Linked DNA regions of Homo sapiens: regions 2 and 3 are each linked to region 1. Evidence: chromatin contacts called from ENCODE Hi-C or POLR2A ChIA-PET data. All regions are on one chromosome and are shown on one strand. Each heading gives the region's core, a stretch centred on a gene start or an enhancer-like site at or near the end of the contact. The rest is flanking DNA. Distances are from core to core; before and after follow the strand shown. Region 1 holds the start of NRDC (nardilysin convertase). Region 2 overlaps EPS15-AS1 (EPS15 antisense RNA 1). Region 3 holds the start of ZFYVE9 (zinc finger FYVE-type containing 9).

Region 1 (4,623 bases), core at 1,333-3,832:
ATTATATAACTTTATATAGGCTGGAAAAAACCCTGAAACCATTATTGAACATTTGATCTGGAAGGCAAAAACTAAGCACCTTTTATCAAGTTTTCAACTTGCTCATTTATACATTGCCAATACAGGTTGAGTATCCTTTATCCGAAACACTCGGGACCAAAAGTATTTCAAATTTTGGATTTTTTTGGATTTTGGAATATTTGCGTATACGTAATGAGGTATCTTGGGGATGGGATGCAGTATAAATACAAAATTCATTTATGGTTCATATATACCTTATACACATAACCTGAAGATAATTTTATACAATATTTTTAATAATTTTGTGCATGAAACAAAGTTTGTGTACATGAACCAACCATCAAAAAGCAAAGGTGCCAAGTGTGGAATTTTTCACTTGTGGTGTCATGTTGGCGCTCATAAAGTTTTGGATTTCCGAGCATTCTGGATTTTTGGATTAGGGATACTCAACCTGTACAATCACATCTTTGATGAGAAAGAAAATTTAGCTCATTTATAAAGATCTCTTGACTCTGGCAGCCTGGAGAAAATATATCTAGACTTGAAGTGAAAGGAGAAATTAGGTTGGTCCTGAACTTGGAGCTAAGTGTCATCTGTCAAAGAGGTGTGGTGGGAAGTGGAAAAGATTATCTATAAGGTTGTTTCTTGCGCTAACGCTGTAGGGGCTTATAACAAATTTAGAACTAGAATCCTTCAGCTTTCAATTCACATAAGCAAGAAATTTGTAAAAAATCGGCAAACGGGCTGGGCGGGGTGGCTCACGCCTGTAACCCCAGCACTTTGGGAGAAGAGGCGGGCGGATCACAAGGTCAAGAGATCGAAACCATCCTGGCCAATATGGTGAAACCCCGTCTCCACTAAAAATACAAAAAATTAGCCGGGCGTGGTGGCGAGCACCTGTAGTCCCAGCTACTGGGGAGGCTGAGGCAGGAGAATCGCTTGAACCCGGGAGGCGGAGGTTGCAGTGAGCCAAGATCGCGCCACTGCACTCCAGCCTGGTGACACAGCAAGACTCCGTTTCAAAAAAAAAAAGGAAATCAGCAAATGATACACTGAATTTGGTGTCAGATAGTAGGGGTCATCATACCAGCTCTGTTATTATTTAGCTGTGTGATTCAGAGCAAGAAGCAAACTCTTTGGGTCTCAATTTCCTCAACCTGTTCAACGAAGTTATTGGACAATATGAACTCTATTTAAAATACATCAAAGTCCAGGCCTGGCACAGTGGCTCACGCCTGTAATCCCAGTACTTTGGGAGGCCAAGACAGGAGGATTCCCTAAGCCCAGGAGTTTGAAATTAGCCTGGGCAACATCGCAAGACCCAGACTCTTATTAAAACACACACGCACACACACACACGCAAGATACATCATAGTCATGATACTCCATGAAATAAGCTACCTCTGAAGGAAAATACTCAGGTGGGGACTGAATCACCAATTATTAGAAATGTTTAGAGAACTCCTGTACAAACCAAAAGTAGAGAATTTCAAGGTTAGAAGAAACCTTACAACTCACCCAACTGAGACCTAAGCCCTCTCTAATATATTCCTGGACGAGGTCGCCCAACCGTTTTGGTAATGGAGAACTACCCATGGAAACAAGTCACTTCAACTTAGGCCAAATATGATGCAAAGTTACTTTACTGAAGCCACACCATCCTCTGGTAACTTTCGTCCACTAGTTTCACCTATCACTTAAGTGTCCCTCAAATATTTTGGATAGTGATAATATGCCCCTTAAATATCCTGTCCTCCAAATTAAAGTATCCAACTCCGTCAACCTTTCCTGGTAACATAATACCAAGACTCCCTCACCATTCAGGCTGCGTTCCTCAAAGAAACCTTCATTCTTGCTTTAGCGACTGTATTCAAATGACTCGAAAAGCTTCTCCCATTCTGACGTCTTACAACCCAAGATCTCCCACTTGCCCAGCTGACACCACAGGGAAGCCTCTAATCACGCTTGCCACCTCCACCCAAGGAAGCATTTGGGGTGGAAAGTGTGCCCTGTTGCTCCATTGGGAGACATGGAGACAAGAAGTGACGGCGGCACCGACAGAGAAGCCGGCACACTGTTCGCCTCCCCATTGCAAGCCTCCTCCCTCACCGGTATTGCTTGGGGTCGCTGGGAGACTTGACGATCTCAGGGTCCCCAGCATTACTGAGAGACCCCCTCCGTCCCTCTTCCTCAGATTCATCCGCTCCTAGACGGGCAACCCGGCTGTTCTCGCCCAGATCCTGTCCATTGGGCTGCAGGTCAGGGCAGCTGCAGGTAGACTTCGCCTTGTTCCTTCCAGGCATGGCCAGAATAGGAAAGGGTCTGGCAGCAGCAGAGTCTTCGCACCGACCCCGCGTTTCGATTCCCCAGAGCGCCGCGAGCTCCCGCCCGGCCTCACACAACTTCCTCCGGGTGGCACAGACTGCAGCAACAGTGACTCTCCTCAGCATTCACCACCAAGCTGGAGCGATGGACATCCCGCTTCCCAGGACCCACCTCCTCCGCGTTCTAGAGGCGGTGGCGGCCGGCCCTGGTGCTGCCGCAGCCGCGGGGAACAGGCCTGAACCCCTCCCCCAACCCAGTCTCCCTCTCGCCGACTTCCCTCGTCCCTCCGCCCTCCCGGCCGCCGATGACGCTACTGATTTCAGCCAATCATGAGGCAAGAAAGTAGTCACGCTCACGTAAGCAACCAATCAGAACAGGAAAGGAGAGGCACCAACGTGACCCGGACTGATTCTCGGAACAGCCAGCGAACATTTCGAAACCCAAAGTGGGCGGGGCGAGGGAGAAGAAGCGGAGAGAGTGGCGCGGAGGACGACGGGAGAAGGGCCCCCGGCGCGTTTATGACGTACGAGTGTGTTTTGTGGAAACCACTGAGTAGTGCTCCGCGTGTCAAAGAAAAATATTCCCCTAATGAGAAAACTGAGAAACGAGTGCAGAGAATTAATTCCAAAGTTTTAAATTTTCCCATTCGTGTCATAGTTTGGGTACCCTACTCCTCAGACCCGGGGCGAGCCTTCGGCTGTGACTCAGCACATAAAAAACCAGAACGCCGGAAGTATTTTCCTACACCCGCCGGATGGACGCTGCTCCCGAGCGCCGCAAATACTAATTGGCTCTTCTCTACCCTACAGTCGGCCCGACAGTGGTGGGGTTTCATCCTCAAGCCCTAAGAAAGTGCTAAAAAGACCAGTCTGGATGTGCTAACTCTTCTGTGTGAAAACGTTTTTTAGCTCCTCCAGCCTCCTGTTAAATTCGGCCAATTTTTATCGAGCAGCTGCAGCGTCTGCTGCCTTCAAGTCTCCTTTCCCAGTTTTTCCCGCTAGCAGTGGTCTTTGGTTAGCAATGTAAAATGTGACGGAAATACAAACATAAATGAAAGCTAAAAAGCAGCTGAAATTAGTAAGATGCACTATACTGACACCATGGGGTAAGAGATCATAGCTCATACATACGAATGAGCGGGGAAAGACGTGAAGCAGGGAGATGTGTTGATAGTTACTGTATCTTCAAGGTTTTCGAGGCCTCTTCTGAGTTCCAAATGCAAGGAATACAACCATGAACAAAACAAAACTTGCCTTAGGCTGGGCGTGATAGTGATAGCTCACACCTATAATCCTAGTACTTTGGGAGGCCGAAGCGGGAGGATTGCTTTGAGCCTGGGAATTTGGTACCAGCCTGGACAACATGGTGAGACCCCCGTCTGTACAAAATTCTTTTTTAAAATTAGCCAGGCTTGGTGATGCGTGCATGTGGTCCCAGCTACTCAGGAGGCTGAGGCAGGAGGAACGCTTGAGTCCAGGAGGTCGAGGCTGCAGTGAGCCGTGATTGCAACACTGCACTCCAGCCTGGTTGACACAGTGAGACCCTGTCTAAACAACGACAACAAAAATTTAAAGCCTTGCCTTGGGGGAGCTTGCATCCTAATGGGAAGGAACTGTAAAATATGTAAACTAAAGTAAATCAGGCTTTTAAATAATTCAAGTTAGCTTTCTTCAGAAGTCTTATTGAGGACTGCCACCTGGGAGAGTCAGAGAGTTTTTTTTTTAGACTGCTCCAAAGCAGTGTTTCAGCCCGCAGCTTCTATACAGGTGGTGGCCGCTCTGCATGTGCTTGGAAGTTAAATCAAATGTGCTCAGAAAGGCTGGGCCTGTAATCCCAGTGATTAAGGAGGCTGAGGCAGAAGGATTGCTTGAGGCCAGGCATTTACAACCAGCCTGTGTAACATATCAAGACTCTGTCTCCACACACACATAAAAAAGCAAGGCGTGGTAGAACATCCCTGTAGTCCTAGCTACAGGAGAGGCAGAGTTAAAAGGATTGCTGGGACTCCTGAGTTTGAGGTTACAGTGAACTATGATTGTGCCTCTGCACTCTAGCCTGGTGACAGAGCAAGACCTTGTCTCTAATAAAAAAGAAAAAATGTACTCAGGAGTTACACTAGAGCAAAATCTCATGAAGGTTTAGGTGGAAGAGTACACATGTTTATAGATTATGGAGGCATAGTCATTAATCCTGTCAGAAATGTACAGGAAGAGGCAAGGTCGAGCATCATTGGATTTATCTTTTCTAAAAATGCAGTGATTCAGGCAAGAGACATGG
Region 2 (4,623 bases), core at 629-3,128, 340 kb before region 1:
AAATTAGCTGGTCGTGGTGGTGCATGCCTGTAGTCCCAGCTACTCTGGAGGCTGAGGCAGGAGAATCACTTGAATCCAGGAGGCGGAGGTTTCGGTGAGTGGAAATTGCACCACTGCACTCCAGCCTGGGCAACAGAGCAAGACTCTGTCTCAAAAAAAAAAAAAAAAAGAAAGAAAGAGAAAGAAAAGAAAAAAAAAGAGGGAAGTAGATGAAATGGCTGTGGGAGTCAAAAGGAATCTGCGAGTAAACGTAAGGGTCAGATCAAGGAAAGCCTCCAAAGCAGGTGGCATTTGAATCGAGCCTCAAAATGGAGCAAATGCAGCACATGGCCTGAATAAATGTTCACAGTTACACCATTGCAATGAGTGCTCAGAAAACAGAGGTTGGAGTGCAGGGTGGGAGCTATGGCAGGACATGAGACTAGAAAATTATCTGGAACAGGCAAGGGATTTTTGAATGCCAGGCTAATGCCTGGGCATTTTTTTTTCTTTTGTTTTTTCTTTTTTCTTTCTTTTTTTTTTTTTTTTTGCAGAGGAATAGATAATACTGAGGTTAGGGGTTAGAGGTTATTATTCTAAATAATTGATGCTGACTGGGCGCAGTGGCTCACACGTGTAATCCCAGCACTTTGGGAGGCCGAGGCAGGTGGATCATGAGGTCAGGAGTTCGAGACTAGCCTGACCAACATGGTGAAACCCCATCTCTACTAAAAATATAAAAACTAGCGGGGAGTGGTGGCACATGCTGTAGTCCCAGCTACTCAGGAGGCTGAGGCACAAGAATCACTTGAACCCGGGAGGAGGAGTTTGCAGTGAGCTGAGATCGTGCCACTGCACTCCAGCCTGGGCGATAGAGTGAGACTACATCTCAAAAAAAAAAAAATGCTCCCAGCTGTTTATCATGTTATGAAGTCATACTGGTTTTTTTGTTTTGAACAGTCTAGTAATTTTATTCTCCATCATGTCCTTAAGTCATATTAGGGAAGTTTTATGCTTTGGATTTTCTGATTGTCTTTTTAAGATCATCTCCCCTCTATGGCAATGATAATGTTGTTTCTTTCCAAATAATGTTCTGTCACATGCTCATTCACTTTTTTTTCCAAATGGCCTTCAACTTCATCCCCTGATGTTGGTAGGAAAGTCTAAGATCCCTCAGCAGTCTGAAGCTCCTCTCAGAAAGGGGTGAGGAGTGGGTTGGATAGGATCAGAACTATGCTGTCCAGGGCATTCAGACCCGTTGAAGTGGATAAGAATTAAAGGTGAACAGTCAGATCCTCCCAGGGAGAGGAAGCCACAAGAGACACAGCCTCACAACTGTGTTGTCACAGTGTTTTCAGAACTCAGTACCAATACCAGTGATGGGGCCACGCTTTTTGCAAGTGACGTTTATTATGTCATTTGAAAATATCAGAATCTCTCTCTTCACAGGCTAGCCAGATAAGTATTGAAACCATTAATTTCTCTACCATGTCACTGTGTCTTTGGGCAAGCCCCTTCTCTCCTCTGGACCCAGGGTCCTGCCTATAAAACGAAGGGGCTCTATTCATCCTCCTCTAGGATCCCTTTCAATTCTGACAGGCTCTAATTTTTCTGTTATCAGTTATTCTTTATTAAACTTACAGTATGTGCCAGCTTTTTTCAAGATGTGAGACCCTCTCACCCTCTTACTCCTCAACCCCCTGTTATAACTTATCTTGGGCTTTTCTTGTTTAAAACATTTGGAAAAAGTGGTGTGTTCACGGGACCTTTATTTGCCCTAAGACATTTGAGGGTAAATCATGTGAAGGCCTTTGTTTTCTTCCAGCAGCCAAAACAATAAAACCACCAAATTGCGTGCAGCATCATTTTCTACTGCCCTCAAGTGGTGGTGGCCCAAATGTCTTTTCCTGGTTGCAGTTTAAGGAATAAAACATGTTTTCAGAAGAACTCTAGGCATCTAGGAGAGGGTAGGAGAGTCATAGAGTCACAAAGGGCCTGAGGTGGAAAGGCCCTTACAGGATGTCTGATCTAAGCCCCTCGTCTTGAAAGGGAGAGACTGAAGTCCACCTTGGTTCTCTGATCAGTGAACAAACCTAGTTTCTTCTGTCTTTAAAGAGCTATCTTATGACCCTGACTCTATTTTTGGCTCCATTTCTCTGCTCCCATTCACAGTGAAATTTTCTAAAGAGTTATCTCCATACTGTTTCTATTTCTTCATCTATGCTTTATTATTATTATTACTTTTTATTTTTTTTTAAAAACAAAATAATAATCTCACTCTGTCGCCCAGGCTGGAGTGCATTGGGCTGATGTTGGCTCATTTCAGCCTCTGCCTATGGGTTCAAGTGATTCTCCTGCCTCAGCCTCCCAAGTAGCTGGGACTATAGGAGGATGCCACCACACCTGGCTAATTTTTATATTTTTAGTAGAGACAGAGTTTCACCATGTTGGCCAGGCTGGTCTCGAACTCTTGACCTCAAATGTTAACCCCCCACCCCGCCGCCCTTGTCTACCAAAGTGCTGGGATTACAGGCATGAACCACCGTGCCCACCTTTACACTTTATTTTTTAACTTTTTACTTTGAAATAATCTCAAACTTGCAGAAGAGCTGCAGAAATATTACAAAGAATTCCCAGATGCCCCAGAAGTTCTCATGTGTGGGCATATGCCTACATGCATATACATGGATATGTATATTTTTTCCTGAGCCATTTGAATTGCAGTAGTTACCCCTAATACCTTAAATATTTCAATGTGTATTTTCTGAGAAAAGGACATTCTCTTATATACCTACATACCCACTCAGTATGACAATCAAATCCAGAAATTTTAAATTGACATAGTGCTTATATACAGTCCATACTCAAATTTCACTAATTGGCCTGATAATGTCCTATATAGCAGTATTTTCCCCCATCAGGTTCTGATCCAGTGCCTGATCCAGGTAATGCATTATACTTAACTGTCATGACTTTTAAAAAGGTTTTTTTTCTTTTAATTATTATTTTTTAGAAACAGGATCGCGCTCTGTCACCCAGGCTGGAGGGCAGTGGTTCAATTACAGCTCACTTACAACCTTGAATTCCTGGGCTCAAGCGATCCTCCCACCCCTGCTTCCAGACTAGCTAGCTAGTACCGCAGGCACGCACCACTATGCCTGGCTAATTTTTTAAAAAATTATTTTTGTAGAGGTGGGGTCTCGTTATGTTGCCCAGACTGGCCTATAATTCTCAGCCTCAAAGTGATCTTCCTGTCTCTGCTTCCCAAAGTGCTGGAATTTCAGGTGTGAGCCACCACACCTAGCCTGTTATAACTCTTTAGTGTCCTTTAATCTAGAATAGTTCCCCAGTCTTTCACTATTATTCACGATATTCACATTTTTAAAGAGTACTGGCCAGGTGTTCTGTAGTGTCTCCCCCTGTTTGGCTTTGTCTCATGTTTTCTCATGAAGGGATTTACATATTTTTCCAGGAAGAAATCCTAGTTATATGATGTTGTGTCCTTCTCAGTGCATCATATGGGGAGAAACGTGGTGTCACTTGGTCCCATTATTGATGGTGTTCACTTTGATCAGCGGATTAAGGTGGTATCTACCAGATTTCTTCACTGTAGAGTATTTTTTCCTGTGTAAGTAATGGTAATCTGTAGAGAGGGACTTTGAAACTATGTAAATATCCTGTTCCTCTTCAAACTTTTGCCCAATGGTTTCAACACTCATTGATAATTCTTGTCTGAATCAATTACTGTGATAGTTGCAAACTGGTGATTTTCTACTTCTATCATTCCATCTACATTTTTTAGTTGGCATTCTACTGTAAGCAAGAAGGTTTCCTTCTCTCTAATTATTATCATGAGTATAAACTAATGTATTCTTAATTTATTTAATGAGTTATAAACATTACCCTTATTATTTTTTAAATGTTCAACTTGTCCCAGGTTTGGCCAATGAGAGCCTCTTCAAACTAGCTCCTGTGTCCTTTTGACATGTCTTCATCACTTTTTTTTAACACCTCCTTGCTTTCTGGCATAATAAGATGTTCCAGGCTTATCTTGTACTTTCACTGCCTAGTCCTGAAAATCAGCCATTTCTCCAAAGAGCTACTCTTTAGTGGGGAATGGTATTTAGAAACCAAGATTTGGGCATCAGATGTGCTCATTCCTATTGGAGTGTAATTGCTTCTAGGCCATTTTAGTAAACAGAGCCAAAGGGGAAAAATAGTAACCTAATTTTGTTTAATTATTATTATAATTATTTTTAACAGAGACAGGGTCTCACTCTGTTGCCCAGACTGGAGTGCAGTGATGCTATCATAGCTCACTGCAGATATGAACTCCTGAGATCACCTCAGCCCCTGGAATAGGCTAGGACTACACGCCACTACACTCAGCTAATATTTTTAAATTCTTTATAGAGATGGGGTCTCACTATGTTGCCCAGGCTGGTCTCAATCTCCTGGCCTCAAGTGAACCTCCTACTTTGGCCTCCCAAAGTGCTGGGATTACAAGCATGAGCCACTGCACCCAGCTCTGGTCAACCATTTTAAATTAATAATTCATTACTGATACTTTAATTCCAATTTAACACCACAGGGTTCTTTCTCCTATTCCTTATTTGCATCTCCCTTTTCCCACAGTAAGAACTC
Region 3 (4,623 bases), core at 1,572-4,071, 260 kb after region 1:
TTCTTCCTTTTTTTCATTCAGTTCACTTATAATTTATTGAGCATATATCCTAGACCAAAGTGAGTGGCAGTGGAGTTGGACAGGAGAAGAGAAATTTAAAAAGCAAAAAAGTAAAATTTATCAGGCTTTGTAACTACTTGCCCAGGAGAAAGACACAAGAGTTAAGAATGAATCCAAGATTTTTGGCTTGGGCATCTGGGTGGATGATGGTGCCATTCGCCAAGTCAGGAAACGGGTATCTTTTTGGCCTGAATTTTAAAAACTAATTTTAAAGAGCAAAGAATATTTTGCTTGGGGTGCTAGTGCTTAAACTCAGTTGAAAAAAGATTCTTAGAATATTGGCTTTCTACAGGATGTAGACAGTATAAAAATGAAAGTGGGGAGGTCTACCAGGTTGGGAATAGACATTTTACGGTTGCTAGCTAATAGGGGAAATCAATGAAAAATTGAGATGAGGGTAGCCAAATCAATTGACAGAAGCCCAAGGGAGATTAAAATGAACAAGAGATTTACAGTACAAGAGAGGAAAACAGGTGAGAGACATTTTAGAAGCAGAGGGCAAACTGAAAACGATGGAATGAAATTGAAGAGGATGAAATGATTTAAAGTGGACTACTCCGATCAGCGGGGAGGTTGTGATGATAAAGGCAGCTGCTTTCAGCAACAAGGAGAGAAAGTGTGAAGCAAGAGGAAACTGGTCTTGGGAACAAATGAATCATCTTCTTCATGTAGTAGCTATGCCCTGGGTTGCATGATTATTCATAAACAAATGCAGGTTTCCTGTGGTGGCAGTGATCTAGGCATGAAAAATACAGTGCTAATATTAGGTTACAGCGCTAATGATCTCAATCAGTTGAAGGGCCCTTTTCCCTTGACTAAACATTTTTTAGCAACAAATGACCCTTACAGCATTTTGTTAATATTGTTGAAAGGACTGTTGGGGCATCAGGTTGGGGACTGAAGGGAATCTCAGGGTCTACTTCCAGCTCTTCCTTAGGTTGGATATATTTCACATGTAAAATGGTAGCATAGGACCTAACTCATAGAATCACTGCGAGGATGAATCATGGTTTCCCTTTGAGCCCCAGTTTCTCTTGTTATAGAAAGGGCATAGTGATTTTTTTGTGACTCAGGAGTATGTGGCAAAGGCACACTTAGGATTATGCAGGAACAGCTTTCATTAAGAGAGCTACTAGGTGACATCTTCTCCATGGTGGCTGCTCAATTATTAAATGAATGATTCCTGGAGACCTTTTGTAGTTTCTATTATTTATCATCATTAGGCCATAACCTAAGGTAAGGTGAGATTGCCTTATAACATTTTTTATACATAAAAAATACTGGTTGCATGCTGCTATCTGCTGTGCAACAGAATGTCATAGGATCCAGTGTATGAGGCTCTATTCTTCCATGGAGGGGTGTTACATAAACCCATTAGTGAAATTTAGGGAAATTTCACCCAGACTAGGGAGGATGAAGAATGGAGCATCTATCTTTTGACAGAAATACAGTTACACACACACATACACACACACATACACACACACAGAGAGAGAGAGAGAGAGAGAGAGAATGAGAAACAAAAACAGAGGAGTACAAAATTGAGCCTAAGAAAAAGAACTGGAACCAATAAAAATTGTAACTAACATTTATTAAGTATCTTCTATGGGCCAGTCTCTTTATCTCCAATCTTCAACAACCAGCAAGGCAGGCAGGAGAAAACTGAAGTTCAAAAATGTTACATAACTTCCCCAGGGTCATAAAGCTATATATACATGACAGAACTGGAACTGGTAGTGTTGGTATGTGTCTGACACCAAAATCACTACACATTCTAGTATACCACTCTGTTAAAAAAGTGTATTTGGAAAATTTAGGGATCAGAGGATTTGGAGAATTTTCTTTCCCTACTTCCCCTCTGACAGTCGTGTTTGTTTTTGGTTCTGATGTTTGCACCCTAGAGGCTGACTGGGATCAAATATGGGGCATCTGTAAACAGAATGATTCCATAGCCCCCACTGTGTAATAATTTCCTTCCTTCAGAGCCTTACTAGGATTTGCCTGGGATGAGGGGTGGAAAGGTGGGAGAGAAGAGGTTGGGAGGGAGAGGATGTTAGTAAAAGATGGGTGATTCTTTGCTTACCTTTAAGTTGTTTATGAATTTCAGGACAACCCGTTGGCTATTCTCTTCTCTGGCTTGGCATATATATATATGTATGTATTTTTTTTTCATTTTTGTTTTGTGGGGGTGGTGGTTTAGGTGTTAAGGGTTTGGTTGATATCTGTAGAAAATTTCTTAATGATCTACACAGTAGATAAAAAAACAAGTTAAGGTCAAAGACAATTCCTTCGTCTGTTTTGGGAGACGAGTGTGTATGTTTGAAAAAAAGGTTTGTTCTGGGTCACTCTTCTTTCATCCAGACGCATTAAAGGAATTAGAAGGGGGTCTCCCTGCCACCCCCGAAACCGTGAGAGTCAAACGGAGATTCCCTTATATTCCTGCTCTCAGGTGCGGGTCCGAGTGACAAGAACGTTCACGTATCTTCGGGAGAGAACGAAAAGGTGCTCGGGTCTGGCGGGGGCGGGGAACGCCAGGGGTTGGTGGGAACTGAGGGGCTTCCGGTTCCCGGGAAGCGGAGTCCCGGGCCGGCCGCGGGCCGCGGGCTACGCAGGGAGCACGGGGCCCTCGCCGCCCCCAGGCCGCGCTCCTTAGCGTTCCCTGCGGCTCGTGCCCAGCGCGGCCGCCGCAGTCCCGACGCCGTAGCCGGACGTGGGGTCCAGGGGGCGCTGTGGCCCAGCGGCGCCGGCGGCAGGAGCGGCCACCCGACGCTGGAGGCTTCGCTGAGGATCCCCGCCTGCCGCACCTCGGTCGTCCCGCCGCAGCCTTGCGCCCCCGGCCCGGCTCGGCGGCGCTCCTCCGGGATCCGCGTGGCTGCCGCGGCCCGGGCGCCGATGCGGCTGGGCGGGTGCCGGGCCTTAGCAGCAGTAGCAGCCGCAGCTGCGGCTACCGCAGCTCCTACAGGAGTGGGAGGTTTCGCGGCGGCGCCTGGGGCCGCGCCGGTGCCCTCCGGAGGAGGCTTTCGGCTCAGGGACGACCCCCGTGGCCATGCTGAAGCGGAGGCGGCCGCTGCTCGAGGTGAGTGTGGCGCGGCGTGGTCCGGGGCTCGCCGGCCTCCCGCCGCCTGTGGGGGCCCTGGCGGCAGACCGCGGGCCGGGCGGACGGGGCGTCCTGCCACTGCGGTCGCCTCCCCCACCCTGCGGTCCTGGGGCCTCAGCCCTTTCTCCCCGCGTCCCCCGGGAGGCTGAAGGCCGTGGGGGGCGATTAGGCCCCGCGCCGTTGGGAAGCCCTCGCTCCGGCCTCGGTTCCGGCGCGGCCGGGTGTGTGGAGCTGGGGGCCGGCAGGAGCACGGCCGCCTTTCGGGTTTGCATGGGCCCGGGCCGAGCGCAGCCTCTTAGCCCGGGCCCTGCACGTACATCCCGGAGGGAGGCAGATGACGCCTGTTTGCAAACAAGCTTTGGCTTCCACGCGTCCCATACCGAGTCCCTCAGAATCCCGGTTGTGGCGGGGAAAGGGGGAGGAGAGGAAGGCCAGGGTGAGAATTGGGGGTGCAGAGAGTGCGGGACCAAGAGAGCCCCTGCTACTCCTGGAGTGTCATTCATGGATCTGGCTTGCTCGAGAACAACCTTTTGCGTCTTATTTGAGGTGAAATTTCATCACCTGCCGGTTGCTCATTCCTGCCTCTTTATATTATATCTTGCCTCTAAGCGTGGTCTGCCTTGGAGAAAGCCCCATCGCATCTTTGCGATGCTAAGTTTTGTAGATAAACACTCACAGTTATAAAAACGTCTTTTACAAAGGTCTGCCCCCCACACCCCGCCAGAAGAAATATTTTTATGCTTCAGTGTTCGGTACAAAAATGTTCCACTTAAAGAGATCCAGAGAATAGTTGGCAAAAGGATTTTAAGTCCTCTTTAAGTGCCAGCTACCCTAATAAATACCTGAAGGAAATGGGATACATGCTAAATTTTAGAAATAAAATGATTTGTTCTGATATTAATGTTGAAAATGCTACTGATTACAGTTTGATACCGTAAGTCAGATATTTATGTTTTGTGAGAAATGTGATTACAGGTTATTCTTGTTTTCCTGTTATGTATGTGAAAGTTATAAGACTTATAGGTACTTGCAAAACTTTTATAATCATGAAAAAATATGCTTATTGTAGAAAACTTGGGAATTATAGAAAGGTACCATGTTGGCTCTTAATAAATATTTAATAATAGGAGAAATCACCCATAATCTCACAGATTGTAAACAGTACAGGTTTATAATGGGCTCGTACTGACAGTGATTTTTAAAATTATTATTTCTGTATATTAGGTTTAAAATTATCTGACTGTTCCATTTTACATTGTCATTTGTATAAGACCTGTAAAAATATTTTACTAAATTACATTGGAACCATGTTGAATTCATCAATTAAAACAGAAGAATATGGGTAACTACCTAAAAGATCCCTGACTTAACCTTCTATGCAGCATGGGGTCTCCATCTAGGGAGAAAGTTTGGCATGGTACACGTTTTTGAAGACCTACTGTGTTAGATGCTGTAGCCTTGCATTG

Evidence for each region. Hi-C counts contacts between places; a loop is a spot of excess contacts on that map. ChIA-PET counts read pairs that join two places held with the same protein, here RNA polymerase II (POLR2A). Pooled maps may share reads with other maps.
Region 2: a loop to region 1 is called in a pooled map, with 2.2 times the contacts of the local background. The contact joins the enhancer-like site here to the promoter of NRDC in region 1. A Hi-C loop is called at or near these places in 1 of 168 maps with a recorded cell type or tissue (CD4-positive, alpha-beta T cell) and 3 of 50 pooled maps. POLR2A ChIA-PET finds 5 or more read pairs at or near these places in 2 of 52 experiments (H1 and activated CD4-positive, alpha-beta T cell).
Region 3: a loop to region 1 is called in a map of dorsolateral prefrontal cortex, with 7 times the contacts of the local background. The contact joins the promoter of ZFYVE9 here to the promoter of NRDC in region 1. A Hi-C loop is called at or near these places in 1 of 168 maps with a recorded cell type or tissue (dorsolateral prefrontal cortex), 1 of 37 single-sample maps with no recorded cell type and 14 of 50 pooled maps. POLR2A ChIA-PET finds 5 or more read pairs at or near these places in 2 of 52 experiments (HEK293 and activated CD4-positive, alpha-beta T cell).

Annotation. Positions count from the first base shown.
Region 1 is chr1:51,876,145-51,880,767 of GRCh38, forward strand. NRDC (nardilysin convertase) reads right to left here and starts at 2,583. Exons shown (of 31, transcript NM_001101662.2): 1 at 2,131-2,583. The coding sequence starts at 2,471. RefSeq lists enhancers at 373-904, 2,573-2,867, 2,751-2,930, 3,321-3,874 and a silencer at 2,621-2,670.
Region 2 is chr1:51,533,334-51,537,956 of GRCh38, forward strand. All of the region lies in intron 1 of EPS15-AS1 (EPS15 antisense RNA 1), which reads left to right. It also overlaps a transcript of OSBPL9 not described here. Among named protein-coding and RNA genes, the nearest start is that of EPS15, 16 kb to the left of the region's middle. Within about 2 kb of position 1,879, at least 6 of the 41 ENCODE cell types and tissues checked have a DNase peak (open chromatin) inside an H3K27ac peak, as active enhancers do.
Region 3 is chr1:52,139,268-52,143,890 of GRCh38, forward strand. ZFYVE9 (zinc finger FYVE-type containing 9) reads left to right here and starts at 2,822. Exons shown (of 19, transcript NM_004799.4): 1 at 2,822-3,136. LOC107984956 (collagen alpha-2(I) chain-like) reads left to right here and starts at 452. Exons shown (of 5, transcript XM_047439476.1): 1 at 452-533; 2 at 1,926-2,022; 3 at 2,168-2,214; 4 at 2,510-3,136. The coding sequence starts at 452. RefSeq lists a silencer at 2,622-3,481.